Linked DNA regions of Homo sapiens: all the other regions are linked to region 4. A link is a contact called in ENCODE Hi-C or POLR2A ChIA-PET data. All regions are on one chromosome and are shown on one strand. The core of a region is the stretch at or near the end of the contact, and the rest is flanking DNA. Distances in the headings are between cores, read along the strand shown.

Evidence for each region. A loop is a pair of places that touch in the nucleus more often than their neighbours do. ChIA-PET counts read pairs that join two places held with the same protein, here RNA polymerase II (POLR2A). Pooled maps may share reads with other maps.
Region 1: a loop to region 4 is called in a map of GM12878, with 2.1 times the contacts of the local background. The contact joins the promoter of WWC1 here to the promoter of PANK3 in region 4. A Hi-C loop is called at or near these places in 5 of 168 maps with a recorded cell type or tissue (CD4-positive, alpha-beta memory T cell, GM12878, HCT116 and 2 more), 15 of 37 single-sample maps with no recorded cell type and 13 of 50 pooled maps. POLR2A ChIA-PET finds 5 or more read pairs at or near these places in 2 of 52 experiments (MCF 10A and WTC11).
Region 2: a pooled map shows a loop between it and region 4 (4-fold over the local background). The contact joins the enhancer-like site here to the promoter of PANK3 in region 4. A Hi-C loop is called at or near these places in 1 of 37 single-sample maps with no recorded cell type and 4 of 50 pooled maps. POLR2A ChIA-PET finds 5 or more read pairs at or near these places in 1 of 52 experiments (SK-N-SH).
Region 3: a loop to region 4 is called in a map of posterior cingulate gyrus, with 12 times the contacts of the local background. The contact joins the enhancer-like site here to the promoter of PANK3 in region 4. A Hi-C loop is called at or near these places in 1 of 168 maps with a recorded cell type or tissue (posterior cingulate gyrus).

What each region holds. Positions count from the first base shown.
Region 1 is chr5:168,289,590-168,293,090 of GRCh38, reverse strand. WWC1 (WW and C2 domain containing 1) reads right to left here and starts at 1,446. Exons shown (of 23, transcript NM_015238.3): 1 at 820-1,446. The coding sequence starts at 938. RefSeq lists silencers at 634-1,053, 1,154-1,673 and an enhancer at 2,818-2,897.
Region 2 is chr5:168,878,499-168,881,656 of GRCh38, reverse strand. The region is part of intron 5 of SLIT3 (slit guidance ligand 3); the gene reads left to right. Among named protein-coding and RNA genes, the nearest start is that of MIR218-2, 110 kb to the right of the region's middle. Within about 2 kb of position 1,541, at least 3 of the 41 ENCODE cell types and tissues checked have a DNase peak (open chromatin) inside an H3K27ac peak, as active enhancers do.
Region 3 is chr5:169,028,740-169,032,180 of GRCh38, reverse strand. The region is part of intron 4 of SLIT3 (slit guidance ligand 3); the gene reads left to right. SLIT3-AS1 (SLIT3 antisense RNA 1) reads right to left here. Exons shown (of 5, transcript NR_109897.1): 3 at 1,725-1,795. Among named protein-coding and RNA genes, the nearest start is that of SLIT3-AS1, 17 kb to the right of the region's middle. Within about 2 kb of position 2,025, at least 3 of the 41 ENCODE cell types and tissues checked have a DNase peak (open chromatin) inside an H3K27ac peak, as active enhancers do.
Region 4 is chr5:168,577,648-168,580,822 of GRCh38, reverse strand. PANK3 (pantothenate kinase 3) reads left to right here and starts at 1,455. Exons shown (of 7, transcript NM_024594.4): 1 at 1,455-1,567. The coding sequence starts at 1,540. RefSeq lists a silencer at 1,178-1,507 and enhancers at 1,024-1,567, 1,658-1,727.

The DNA of each region.
Region 1 (3,501 bases), core at 197-2,696, 290 kb after region 4:
GCGGCCTGGTACCCACCAAGGTCAGGTCCCGCTGGTGCAGGGCTGAGGAGCCTCGCCGCCCCCTTCCCCGATCAGGGAAGAAAGAGAGGAGAAAGAGGCGAGGGGCAAGGCTTTCCGGGAGGCCTCTCACCTCCATCTCCATCCTAACAGCTTCCAAGTTGCTGCCAGATTCCTGGATAACCAGTCTCCCTCATCTGCCCTCCCCCGCTTCTTCACTTCCTCCCCACCCTCGGGTTCCAGGGCCCCCTGGCTGCCCCTGTGCTGTTCTCAGCAGCTTCCAAGGCACCTGTCAAAAAGCACACCTCAGGTTGCCTTCCTCTGCGCCGAGTGCCCTCTCTCCAGTGGTCTCCCACGGAATCCTGGGGTCTTGACCACCCCCTCTAACCGGACACTTCCCCATCCCCATCCGCCCACCCCCCACGCTGGGTGGAAGCCTCCCCGGGAAGACCCGGCTTCACCCGGCTAGGTCGCTCCCCCAACCCCCGCCCCCGCCCGACCTCTCTTCCTAAAGGGGGCGGGCGGGGCTAGAGCTTAAGGTCAAAACTCCGGGCAGGTGCCGGCTGGGGCCTAAGTCCTCCAACTGGGGATGGCGGTGGGGCAGCCTGGGCCAGCTCCCCGGCAGGCGCCTCCTCTCGGTGGCCCACTGAGGCGGGAGCAGCGCTCCAGAAGGTTGGGGGGAGCAGGGGGTGGCGAACTGAAGAGAGCTCAAGAGGCACGCAGAGCTCCCCTGCCCCCTCCCAGTCCCGGCCGGCGGCTCCAGGGGCAGGTGGGGGCCCAGGCGGGGGTGTGGGGGCACGGAGGAGGGTTCCAGGGTCCTACCTGTCCCGCGGGTCGATCCAGCTGGTGGTGCGGTTCGTGTGGTCTATGTAGTAGACCTTGCCGTCGAAGTCGCGCGCCTCCTCCCAGCCCTCCGGCAGGGGCAGCTCCGGCCGGGGCATCTTCCCAAGCGCTGCCGGCGCTCCCCCATGCAGCTCCCGGCCGCAGCGGGGGCTCAGCGGCTCCAGCCGGCCGCTCTTAGCCCGGGCGGCCGCCGAGGCACCATGATCCGGGGGGTGGCGCCCGCAGATGGGGGGCCCTAGTAGGGGCCGGCCGGGGTGGCGCCGCTGTCCATGCGGCCCTGCAGCCCCGACCCGGCGCCGCCCGCTCCTCCCGCCGCCGGCCTCTCACGCTGCCATGTGCGTCCGCAGCGGCGCGGTGCGAGCCCGGGTGCGCGCCCAGCCGGCCGGGCAGAGCGAGCCGAGCGCCGCCGCCGCCGCCGTCTGCCCTCCTCCGCCGCGCGGCGCGCTGCGCCCTCCACGCCGCCGCTGCCGCTGCCGCCTCCCTCCTCCCTGCAGCCGGGTGCCGTCCCTCCTCTCCGCTCCACCGCTCTGAGCTCGCCGGGTTTGTGACTTCTGCCTCCGCCAGGTGCGGCTCGGGCGGTGCAGGTAACCGCGCTGCCCCGGAAACGGGAGGCGGAGCGCCGGGCGCCTGGGTTCCCGGGTCCCCTCCCCGCGCGCAGCGCCTCGAGGGCGGGTCCTAGGGCCCGAGACGCGCCCCCTCGTGGGACAGTCCCAGCCGCCGGCCACCCTTACGCTGCCCCTGCCAGGGGAAGGAGAGACCGCCCCTCACCTGCGTCCCAGACCTAGGGGGCTGGGCCAAAAACCGCTCTGCCTGTACTTAAAACGCTCCTGTCTCTCTCCACCCGGAGTAGCCAGGCTCTCGGCACAGGTGGCCCCAAATCTTAAAAACTCCCTGCTTTTCTGTGGTGTAGAATCAGGAGTCAGGCAAGAAGTGGTTAAATGGAAACATTCTTGCGAATTGGGAAACATAAGTTTTCCAGGATCTCTGGTCCCTTCCCCCAACACAGGCACCATCTGTCTCCTTCTATTCAACTCTCCCTACGACGTTTCGCCCACCCTCCACCCTTCCCCACCATTTGGAAATGTAGCTGGCTCCCCTCAGGGTCCCTAAAATTAGGAGCGCTGTGGATCCGCTTTCCTGGGAGGACTTCCAGAGGGTGTCAGGGAAAACACTTTGTAAAAGTAATAGTAATGCCATTGTTATTGTTAGCTAAATTGAGGACTTACTTGTGACAGGCTGTGGCTAGCAGCTTCACAGGCTTTCTTTCCTGTGATACTTTGAGGTAGGTGTGTTATGGATTTGGGAGAAGTGGGGCTATGAAAAAGAAGAAAGTAAGCAAAGCAAAATTCCATCTTGAAAAATGTTCAAGAGAATAAAACAATCAGAGACACAATGTTTCTTGAGAAATTAAAAATGTAGAATTAGTGGGTGCGGTGGCTCACGCCTGTAATCCCAGCACTTTGGGAGGGTGAGGCAGACAGATTACCTGAGGTCAGGATTTCAGACCAGCCTGGCCAACATAGTGAACCCCATCTCTACTAAAAAATAATAATAATAAATTAGCTGGGCGTGGTGGTGCACGCCCGTAGTCCCAGCTACTCGGGAGGCTGAGGCATGAGAATCACTTCAACCTGGGAGGTGGAGGTTGCAGTGAGCCAAGATCGCACCACTGCACTCCAGCCTGGGCAACAAAGCGAGACTCTGTCTCAAATAAATAAATAAATAAATTTAAAATGTAGCATTAAATACAAAAAGCAAGCTAGCATGATTGAGTGAATGATCAACTGGCTGTTCACTTCCCCATCTCCTCTTACATCTGTGTACTGAGTGGGAATTTAACCCTTTTTTGCCCTCGGCATATGGCAGGAAGCTGGACTGGTCGAATGAAGCCCAGTTGGGTGTCTTCTCTTGCCTGAGCCCCACGGTCTTCCAGAAGAACCAGCACCCTGTGCTGTATGGACCAGGGTGTTGCTGAGCCAGAGAGGGAATCATGTTTGTGGTCTCATCTCCTCTTGACAGAAAAGACCCACCAGAGTGAGCCTCGCCTCCAAATGCCTTCTTCATAGTTAATTCCTTCCCTGAGGCCAGGCCTCGGGGCTCAGTGCTTGGCCCTCCTTCATTCCATAAATACCAGGCACCAGAGTCCAGGGACACCAGCCTCAGACTGGCCCTCAACACCCAAAAGTTGGAATTCCCCATTCCTTTATGGGGGAATTCCCACAGCCCTCTACACTTCCTCTGTTTGGGTCAAGCCTTTACTACATAAAAACCCACTATTGATTAGAGCAGTAGCCCCAAAGCAAAGCCAACCTGGTGCTAGGTTCTTTGAATACATGATCTCAATCTTCATAACAACCCTCTGGCATAGGAAAGTCTATTTATTATACCCATTTTACAGATGAGGCTCCAAGATGCTTTGTTGTTGGCCTGGGATACAGAGCTCATAAGACAGACTAGGTCTGACTCTAGTGCAGTGTTCTCAGTTATTAACCTATACTTTCTTTTTTTCTTTTTTTGAGATGGAGTCTCCCCCCATCCCCCAGGCTGGAGTGCAGTGGCATGATCTCGGCTCACTACAACCTCTGCCTCCCAGATTCAAGCAATTCTCCTGCCTCAGCTTCCAGAGTAGCTGGGATTACAGGCCTGCGCCACCACGCCCAG
Region 2 (3,158 bases), core at 292-2,791, 300 kb before region 4:
TTCACATGAACCAAAAACAACTATGTTAATTAGCCTGCCAGAACGTCAGGGTATGAGAAAATGGAGGCCCAGAGAGGGGCAGTGACTAACTCAGGGTCAACCAGCTTTCTGGTGGTTGAACCCCAAAAGAACATTTTGCGTATATAAAGTGATATATCAGTCAGATCTCATGACACTAATTTTAAATGGATCCATTAACCAAAAAGAACATATTGTAGTGATGTATAACCAGAGCTGGACAGTTAATTGCTGACTATGTTTTTGATTGTTAAGAAAGTGAATAAATCCCACAATTGTTCTTAATAGTTGCTAGGGTTTCTCAGATTTTGTTTTACAGGGTCTCTTTTCCCCTCTTACAATATCTCTAACTACGCAAAGGCCTCAGGACTTGAAAGGTTCAAGATTCTACAAACCCAGACTCCTAAGTCACTCCAGCACCCACCATCAGACCACCCTCTAAGCCATGCAAATGTGTATTACTCAGGATCCTAAACTCAGTGAGGATCTTCTCTTTGTTTATACTCACTACTAGCAGCTGGGCTTGCGGGGAAGAAGGAAAGGGGAGTGAATTCACTGCCTAAAGGATGAATTAACCAAAAACACCTAAGGGGAATTGAATACTGTGTACCTCTAATCAGTTCAGTCAGCAGGCACTTGTCAGGCAGGACCCAAAGGCCCCAGAGGTACAATTCATGTTCTCCAGTAGCTTACAGTGTAACTGGGGACAAGAATCATGTACATACAAGAAAATGTTTAGTAAAGTACCAATCAACATGAAAGTTGGCTAATAAGTAGCTATACGTAATGAGGGGCTGTCAGAGCTCAGAAGGAACAGACAGCTTTAGGCAATGTAGCCTAGCGGTTAGAAGCATGGTTTTGGCGGTCTGATAGAAGTATGTATGAATTCCATGTGTTCTAGGTTCTTAGTCTGTGATGTTAAGTACATTACTTGACACTTCTAAGCCTATGTTTCCACTGTATAAAATGAGGATAATAGTTGGACTTACCTCCTAGGGTTTTTGTGGAGGTTAATAAAATAATGCATATGAATAACTTAGTCCTACGCTTGATGCATGAAAGGTATTTAGAAAGTTCTAACTACTGTTGCTGCTGTATTCCTTTGTTACAATAGTGAAGACTGTAGCTGGGCCTGAATGGTGGTTAGAATTCACAAAGTAATAAAGATAGTACGTGCAAAGTGTAAAGGCAAAACTGTATAAGATGTGTTTCCAGCAGAGACATCTCATGGGAGTGGAGGGATCTGGGGCAGAAGAGTGTGTGATTGGGTTAGAAAGAGAGGTGGAAGCCGGTTGCTGGAGAGCCTTGACTGCGAGGAGCATGGGCTTTAGATGTAGGCACTGAGAATGTGGATGGCTTTTGCCCTGGGACAGATCACGGTGAAAACATTTGTTCTGGAAGGGGAACCGGGGACAGGAGGAGGTGGCAGAAGGAAAGGTCGGGGCAGGAGATGAGGCTGTAGTCCAATGTGAGGGTTTAGGCTCGTATCTCTCTCTCACGCTGTCTCTTGGGAGAGAGAAGCAGGAAGTGGAGAAAGAGGCCAAAGTAAGCAGTCCCTGGGGACAAAATCAACAGAGCTTCGCAGTCAGTGAGTTGCTAGAGGCCATGGAAAAGGAAGTGAAAAACGATTAGTTCCAAGTTCAGACAATACAGAGAATGATGGCAAATTCTCATAATCATTCATTCACACTATTTTTTGAGTGCCTTCTAAGTGCTAGTTCTGGGGGAAACAGCAGGGAGTAAGATATATCAATATAAATCTGTGAGCTCTGTCTTCTTGGAGCTTCCACTTCACAGAAATGGGAAGTTCAGGAGGAGGAGCCAGGCTTGGAAGATCCTGAGTTGGGTTGTAATCACATTGGGTGTGAAGTGATGTCAAGTCTTCTGTCAGCATTGTGGACAGAGCATCTTCTCTGTGTGAGGAAGTTTGTGATCTGACATCCTGTCCAGTTCCTGCTGGTTGAAGGACTTTGCTAAAGCCACGCTATGTCTCTGGTCCTCAGCTTCCTTGGTTTTAATAAGAGGGAGTCAGACTAAATAATCTTACAGCCCAAGAGAAAAACTCATGTGAGTAATTAGAACTGTAGGACCTGAGCTGAGGAGCTGATGCTTCATGGAGGAGAAGCATCTGGACAGAGGTGATAATGAAGCTGTATGTTTAAATATGCATCGGCACATGGAAAATAAGAGACATTTAGCACAAATTAAATTTCTATAAAACCTGCTAAGGAAACACTCCTCCTCCTACCAGTCCTCAGTTATGGAGATTGTCTACCTTGTGAATGATAAATAGCAAATTTTAAATCTCAGAGATGCATATCCTTGTCATCAGCTTGTTTGAGAACCACTACCCAGCCCCCAAGCCTGCTCCACCACAGTGTGTGAGCTCAGGGAATTCACACCATTCCACTATTACCTTAAAGACTAGAAGATAAACTGCTGGCATATCCAGCTTCAAACTGCATGCTATGTAAAATGACAACCAGTTGGGCCTATGTGTAACACCATACGCTTTACTACACGGAGAAAATAAAAAACTATCTGGTTTAAAAAATAATTTTGTAGTTTTGACGTATATTTTCTTTGCTTGCGCTGACATTTCCCTTCAAGAAAGAAGAGGCTGTGGCCAGGTGTGGTGGCTCATGCCTGTAATCCCAGCATTTTGGGAGGCCAAGGCGGGTGGATCACCTGAGGTCAGGAATTCGAGACCAGCCTGGCCAACATGGTGAAACCCCATCTGTACTAAAAATACAAAAATTAGCTGGGTGTGGTGGCAGGCACTTATAATCCCAGCTACTCGGGAGACTGAGGCAAGAGAACTGTTTGAACCCAGTAGGCAGAGGTTGCGGTGAGCCAAGATCGCACCATTGCACTCCCGCCTGGGAGACGAGTGAAACTCAGTCTTAAAAAAAAAAAAAAAAGGAAGAAACTGTGATACCCACATTTTCCACATAAAATTAAGTTTTCATCAATGTGTATAAGTTGGTAAAAGTCAGCAGATAAAATTAGGCCTAGGCCTCTGCAACTAAGCTACCATCCATCAGTAACACACCCAACCATCTTTTGGACTTTCGCCATGGACACTTCTGTCTACCCGGGTTCCTTTTCTCACAGCCATGCCTGCAAACAGGAACAATAAA
Region 3 (3,441 bases), core at 776-3,275, 450 kb before region 4:
CTTCCCATTTACAGTCGACTTTCACTGACATGAATTAGGCATCCTAATAACCCGCTGAGTTTGGATTATTAGCCCCTTGTCACAAATGGGGAAAATGAGGGCCAGAGGGGTTGGTTATGTGGCCTGTCCTACGTTACACATCCAGGACATGGAGGTGCAGGATTGGAACCACATCACCTAATCCAAAGTAGTGCTTTTTATTTTCTACCATGCTTACTCTTCTAAGTCTTGTCCATGCTGTCTGCTCTCTCTTCCACATTCAATTAAAAAATCCCTCAAGGGCACCTCTAACTGTGTAACAAAGGAAAACCACCTAATCATCTCCTCCCAGCTCTTTTGTTTATGCTTTTGACCAACTCCAATTTGTTCTCCAGACAATAGCCGAAGTCATCATGATAGTCAATCAATCATGATACCTCTTACTTAAGTCCCTGCAATGACTACCCAACTTGCTGTGTATGAATTCGATGCCCTGCTCCTCCTGACCCCGTCTCCCATCTCCTACTACTCTGTTCTTGCTCACTGGGCCCCAGCCAGCTGTGTCTCCTCTGGATTTCTCAACCAGGACAAACACTTGCTGCATCATGCCAGACGGTGCTGTTCCATGCAGCAGGTGTGCCCTCCCAAGAAAATCTAGCTTCGGTGTAACCTCCATGAACTGTAATTCCCTGACCTCCTGTTTGGGTGAGACCCCACTCCTTGCTCTTTCATGCAACAAACAGATCTTTCCTGCATAGCTTTTATTACGATTTGGAATTATTTATTGGTAAGATTATCTGTTTCAGATCTATCAGAAGGCATCTTCTATGAGGGTAGAGGTGAAATCACCTCCATATTTTTTTTCTACCCCTCTAGTCCCAGACGCAAACACAGTACTTAGCACATAGTAACTCAACAAATATTTGTTGAATTAATGAACAGAATATGAAATGGCTGAGGGGTAACTTTCCTACTCTGAGGACAAAGTGCAGTTTTCACTGCCTACACTGATCACAAGCCAGGGAGTCTGAAATGCTTGCAAAAACTTCAAGGCTTCCCAGGGCCATCTGCAAGGATATTATCCTGAAGCCACTGCTTACACCTGACTAGTACGACTACTATGCTGGATACTCAAGACAGGAAATGAGGACCTGTCAGGGGCTTCTAAGTTGCTATTCAGGAGAGGAAAGCTTTTAGTTAAACCAGTGGTAGAATACCCTGAGCCCTGTCTGCCTCGCCTTTCCAAGAAGAAGCATGCAAGAGCCCGAGGGTCACAATTTTAAAACCACATATCTAATAGATAAATACAGAACCAGAAATTAGAAAGCCGTATTCTATTCCCAACCATACCACGTTCTACTTCCGAGCCAATAAGTTGCTTTTATTGGCCAAACTTCAGTTTTCTTACCATTAAATAGATGTAATATTGTTTATCCTCCTTAACTCATATGATTGTTTTGTGGATAAAATAAGACAAAGATGAAAATATTTTGAATAGGTAGAAGTACTTTACAGTATTATTTGAGCCTGAGTTACACAGATAGGGTTTCTTCTCCTTAGAGGCTTCAAAATTAAGGAAGATGCACTGATTTCCATAGATACAAAAACATTCCAAAGACATAAACACAGTGAAAGGACAAATGCATTATTCATTGGCATTATGGATTTAGGTGGGTGGTCAGAAAGAAACAGTGTTCTATAATAGATCTCCGCCTGCGGATCAGGAGTCCTGGGTTTGAACCTACCTTGTCATCCATTTACTAGCTGTGCCAGTTTGGTAGGTCACAAAATCTCTGAAAGCCTCAGTGGCCCCCATCTGTAAATTGAAGAGGGAGGGTGAGAGTGGGTGGGAAGTGGAGAAATAGTAATGATATTATGATAGTTTGGAGGATCAAATGAAAAGTGGACTAGGAAAGGCCTTTGGAAACAGTGAAGTGACTTAGCAATGCAAGGCATTAGTATTATCCAAGCATTTGTGTGTTTAGCCAAGGGGCAGTCAGAAAGTCGTCAGGGAAGGCTGCCCAGAATAGCAAAGAAGTATCAAGAATGACTTAAATAATAGCAGGGAGAGGGCAGGTCTAGTCAAAGAACAAGTTTCAGGGGAGGGTGCAGCCTAGGAGAGGGCAGGTTTCCAAGGGGCTGGCAGGACCCAGCCAAGGTGGTGGGTAGCTCCCCTCTTTCCAAAAGCTGAAGTGGTTCCTAAAAGCCCTGGATTACAAGGCAGAGGACAGCATTCAGGTGGGGAGAATGTGTTAAAAGGATCTCAAGTACACTCAAGGATGTTTGTTTTTGATTAGAAGATGAGGATTAACTGGATTAATGGAGCCTCATGAATGGAGAATGTGCAGATGCTAATTGCCCCTAAATTACAGTGGATTCCATTGGAATTGTGTATTCCTCTCCACAAACCCAACCACTGCCTGCCTGCTCTCTCCTTCCCTCCCTCCCCACACAATGCTAAAATGAATGTGTCATTGTAACTGAGATGAAAGGCCTTGAAATTGATTTTCTACTTCCTTCCAAGATCTCTTGTTTGCAAAACACAGGAAGATGTAAGTTACTAATCGAGTTCCAGTTTATTTCAAACAAACAAACAAAAAATGTATTCTAGGGATTCAGTTGCTGGAAGGCTTTTTCAAGCCCTCATTTCTTGCTTAGTTTCTCTGCCACACCAATTAACTTAGTGGTTCTCAAAGTTGAGTGCACACCAGAATTACCTGGAAACCCTGTTAAAACAGATTGCTGGGCCCCACCCCACAGTCTCTGATGCAGTAGGTCCGAGGAGAGGACCCAAAATTTGCATTTCTAACAAGTTCCCCCAATGACAGCTATAGTGCTGGCCCAGGGCCACCCTTTGAGAACAAATGAACTAGGAAAATATCAGAGTATTTTAAGGAATCTGGCTAACAAAAAGAGTGCAAACCTCAAAGTCCTGTGGCTATGTCTTCTCGGAGAAAGTGGTGCAATCACTCAGAATTCAACAAATACCTACTGTTTCCTAAGTCAGCTATGCATAGATTCTCTTGGATTTGGTGAAGCTTACGGATAGCTTATGGGATCAACTTGCTTTGCTATTGCATGGGAAATGCAGAAGAATTTGCAACTGGGGTGTTTTCTTCCTGGAGTCCCCACCCATTCCTCCTCCTATCTGGTTTGCACACCCCCTCTTCTGTTGATTATACATGTCAAGTGGTGTTTTCACAGCTCCACAGCCATCACACACCTCCAGACCCCTGAACACTCCCTTTGCCTTGAAGCCACCAATATATGTCCAGGCCTATTCTACATTTATTTATAGGTCACTTTTGTGCAAGGCCTGGGCTGCTTTTGCTAGTGTTGCCAAAATTTTGGAAAGCAGTGGAATCAACACATTTTGGGTTCTAGCTCTCACCTTGCCTCTAGGTTACCATGTGATTGTCGAAAAAATACTTAAACCTCTGGGTAGGATTTTACTCATCAATT
Region 4 (3,175 bases), core at 206-2,705:
GTTTTTTTAGTTTTTAATCATTGTATTTCAAAAAGTAGTTGGGAGGATTAAATTTAAATTTTAAAAGTAAGGCACTTTGCAAAGTGTCAGCCCTTGGTATGTACTCAATAAATGGTAGCTTGTGTCCTCTCCTGTCCTTCTTCACATCCCTTGGCTTATCATCTGCAAGAAGGGGCAGTAAGGCTCTTTGGTAAGCGGGTTTCTTTGACTGGAATGCCCAATCCTCTACTGCCAACCCTCTATCCATCTATTGTAAAAACTACAGAATTCCTGGCCATCTAACTGGGCAACAAAAGTGAAGGCCAAGAGAAGATACCCAATGCCATCTTCTCCCATTCCAGCTGGAGGACTAAGACTCTAGGAGGCAAGGGGAAAGGGTGTCCTGGCTTTACTGTGAGAACTGGAGCAACTAAATTTTCTTCTCTGGGAGTCAGTTTTCCCTTTAGAAGGAGAGAGCTGGGCTGGAGGGCCCCAGGGGAATATGGATCGGTGGCAAAAAGAATGCTCAGCAAGCAATTTAACTCCTCAGACCGTGCCCCATCTTCAAAATGAGTGACAATAAAATGAATAATTGCACGTGGTCCACAAGGCCCCTGAATTTAAGTAAATCACACAAAGTGCTTAGCAGAGTCCCATGAACATAACGCGTTCCATAGATGTTACCTCTATTCCTGCTATTGTCATCATTCCGACCCTAACATTCAAGGTGTCTCTATTAAGCAAAAGGATTCCTTTGTGAATAATTTTAATCCGCCAATGTACTCAAGGGTCTATCTTAAGCACAGCTCTAGAGCCCTGATTGTAGCGCTTTCCATGGCCTGACGACCAGCTTTCCTGTCTCAAGGGGAAATCTGAGAATGGCCGAACAGCCATGACAGTCCTCTCGAAGAGTTCATTCCCCCTTCTCTCCGCGACCTGCTGAGGTCTGAGCCCGACTTCCCCAGCACGCCCATCTCAGTCACCATTGGTCGCCTCCTCGCTGGCGTGACTAAGACCCAGCCCTCTTCTCGCTGGGACCACTCTGAGGCGATCTGCGGAAGCTGAGGGGCCTCGGAGGAGGGGCCGCGATGCATCTCGGGCTTTGTAGTCCACCTGCACAACTACAGCCAGAGAGCGGGGCCTCACGAACCGGAGAACTACAATCCCCAGCAGCCGGGCGGAAGCGGAGCGAGGGGGGGCTCGCGTCACGTGGGCGTTCGGCCTGGGCGGGCTATTTCTCAGTGCGGCGGCGGCGGCGGTGGCGGCGGCTCCGGGGACCGGGGCCTTTTGTTTGGAGCGGCTGCGGGGGGGCCCCGGAGCGGCGAGGCCGGCGGCCTTCCCCAGCTTGCTCGGTCCCGGCCACCCCTCGCGGGGGTGGGGGGCCGCCCCCTGGGCCGGGCATCTCCTCAGGCGCCGCCGCCCCGCCCTAGGCCGGCCCCGCCCGGCCTGAGGGGAGGAACCGGCCGGGCCTCGCCGCGCGGCCCAGCCACCTCCGGAGTCGCCGCCTCTGCTCTCAGTGCCCCGGATCGGAGGCCGTCCATCGCCCCTCGGGCCGACGCCATGAAGATCAAAGATGCCAAGAAACCCTGTAAGACGGGGGCTGGGGCCCGCCAGGTTGGGAGGGCACCCTTGGGCCCCGTCTGAAAGCCCCTTGGCTGGGCGGTCGGCTTCCAAGCCCGTCGCTCCTCGCCGGCGCTTCGTCCGGTATGGGGGCGGAGGGACCATTTGAGCCACGAGTTCGAGGCTTCCGTCCTCCCCATCCCCCTATTCATGCATGGTGAATGCCTGCCGCCCCCTAGCCTTTCCTCCCACTTTCTCTTCGAGATCTGGGAGGTGCCAGAGGGAATTTCTGATTCTGATTTTTGTCAAACCAGACTAGTCTCCTCTCCCAGCTCCCCCTGAATTCAGGTTGAAAAGAGGCGGTCGCGGCTGTCAGGTTGCGCTGGCGGCTTTTAGCACCTGTTTTTAGGGATTTCCGGGCTTCCTGCTTGTGTCCTTGAAATGCCGGTGGGTTCCTGGGAGTTGTCACTGTTGTTACAGTTGGAGCTTTCAAACGTACGTGCATGCAGTCTGCCAGTGTGTAATTGCTTTGGCTTGTTTTTGTTTAGAATATCAACTAGTTCATGTTTGTTTTAGAAAACGCAGATAAACAAGAAAGATAAAGTCACCCGTATTCCCCGCACCCGGAGCGAACCGCTATTAATATTATGGTGAATACCCGTAGATATTTTTCTATGCATGTACTTAAATTCTGACTATGCTTTTAGAAAGGTCGACTTTCATTTGCTTCCTTTTATGTTTAGTCTTTTAAAAACCTTTTATTCCAGTAATTGACTTATTTAATCACCCAGCCATTGTGATTGTCACTCTTTTTAAGTATAGCCTCCCAGAAGGACTAGGAACGTGGGGATTCATGCTCATCTTAGAGTCGTATTGATACTTTTGCTGTTTTTACAGTGTTTCATGTGATCTCTTTAACTGTTAAGAAATCCACAACTATAAAACAGGGCGCTGACACCTTCCCTGCCCGCCTATCGGGGTTCCTGTAAAACTCACCTGAGAGGCAACAAGCCAAAACCCTGTGAAAACTACAAATTCCTATATAACTGTAAGGTAATTTGGTCTTAACTTCACAGGTGAGGAAATTGAACTTAGCCCCAGAGTAACTTTTCCAAGCATGTACCAACCATGTGCTATGTGGTTCATAACTCTAAGGGGACTGACTCATAATACAGTGTTCTTTCTCTTGCACCCATAGAGCATTGTCTAAGTACTTTATCTGGTAGTTTCATCTGTTAATTAAAATTTTTAAAAAATTATTTATAACTGAATAGATCCTGTCATAGTTGTTCAAGAAATCTATAAAATAGTGATGTGAAGGCTTAAATGAAAAGTAATATAGAGAGACTTTAAATTTTCATTTGCTGAATTAAACTAATGCATCTTGAACAGGTGCAGTAATTAGAACACTTGGACATTTTCCCTCACGCATACGTTTTCTCTGCTTCTCTTAGAATTTCCATTTGGTGAACAGTGTATGACCAACTCAAATTCTGACTCTTGTGGTGGTGATTATTTTCTTTTGTCATGATAGTGATTTGATTACTTAGATTTGAACAAACTAATAATCAGGTATGAGTACTACCTCCTTCAAAGGTGTTTTAGGAGAGATTATAAAGATTATTATGAGAAGTTT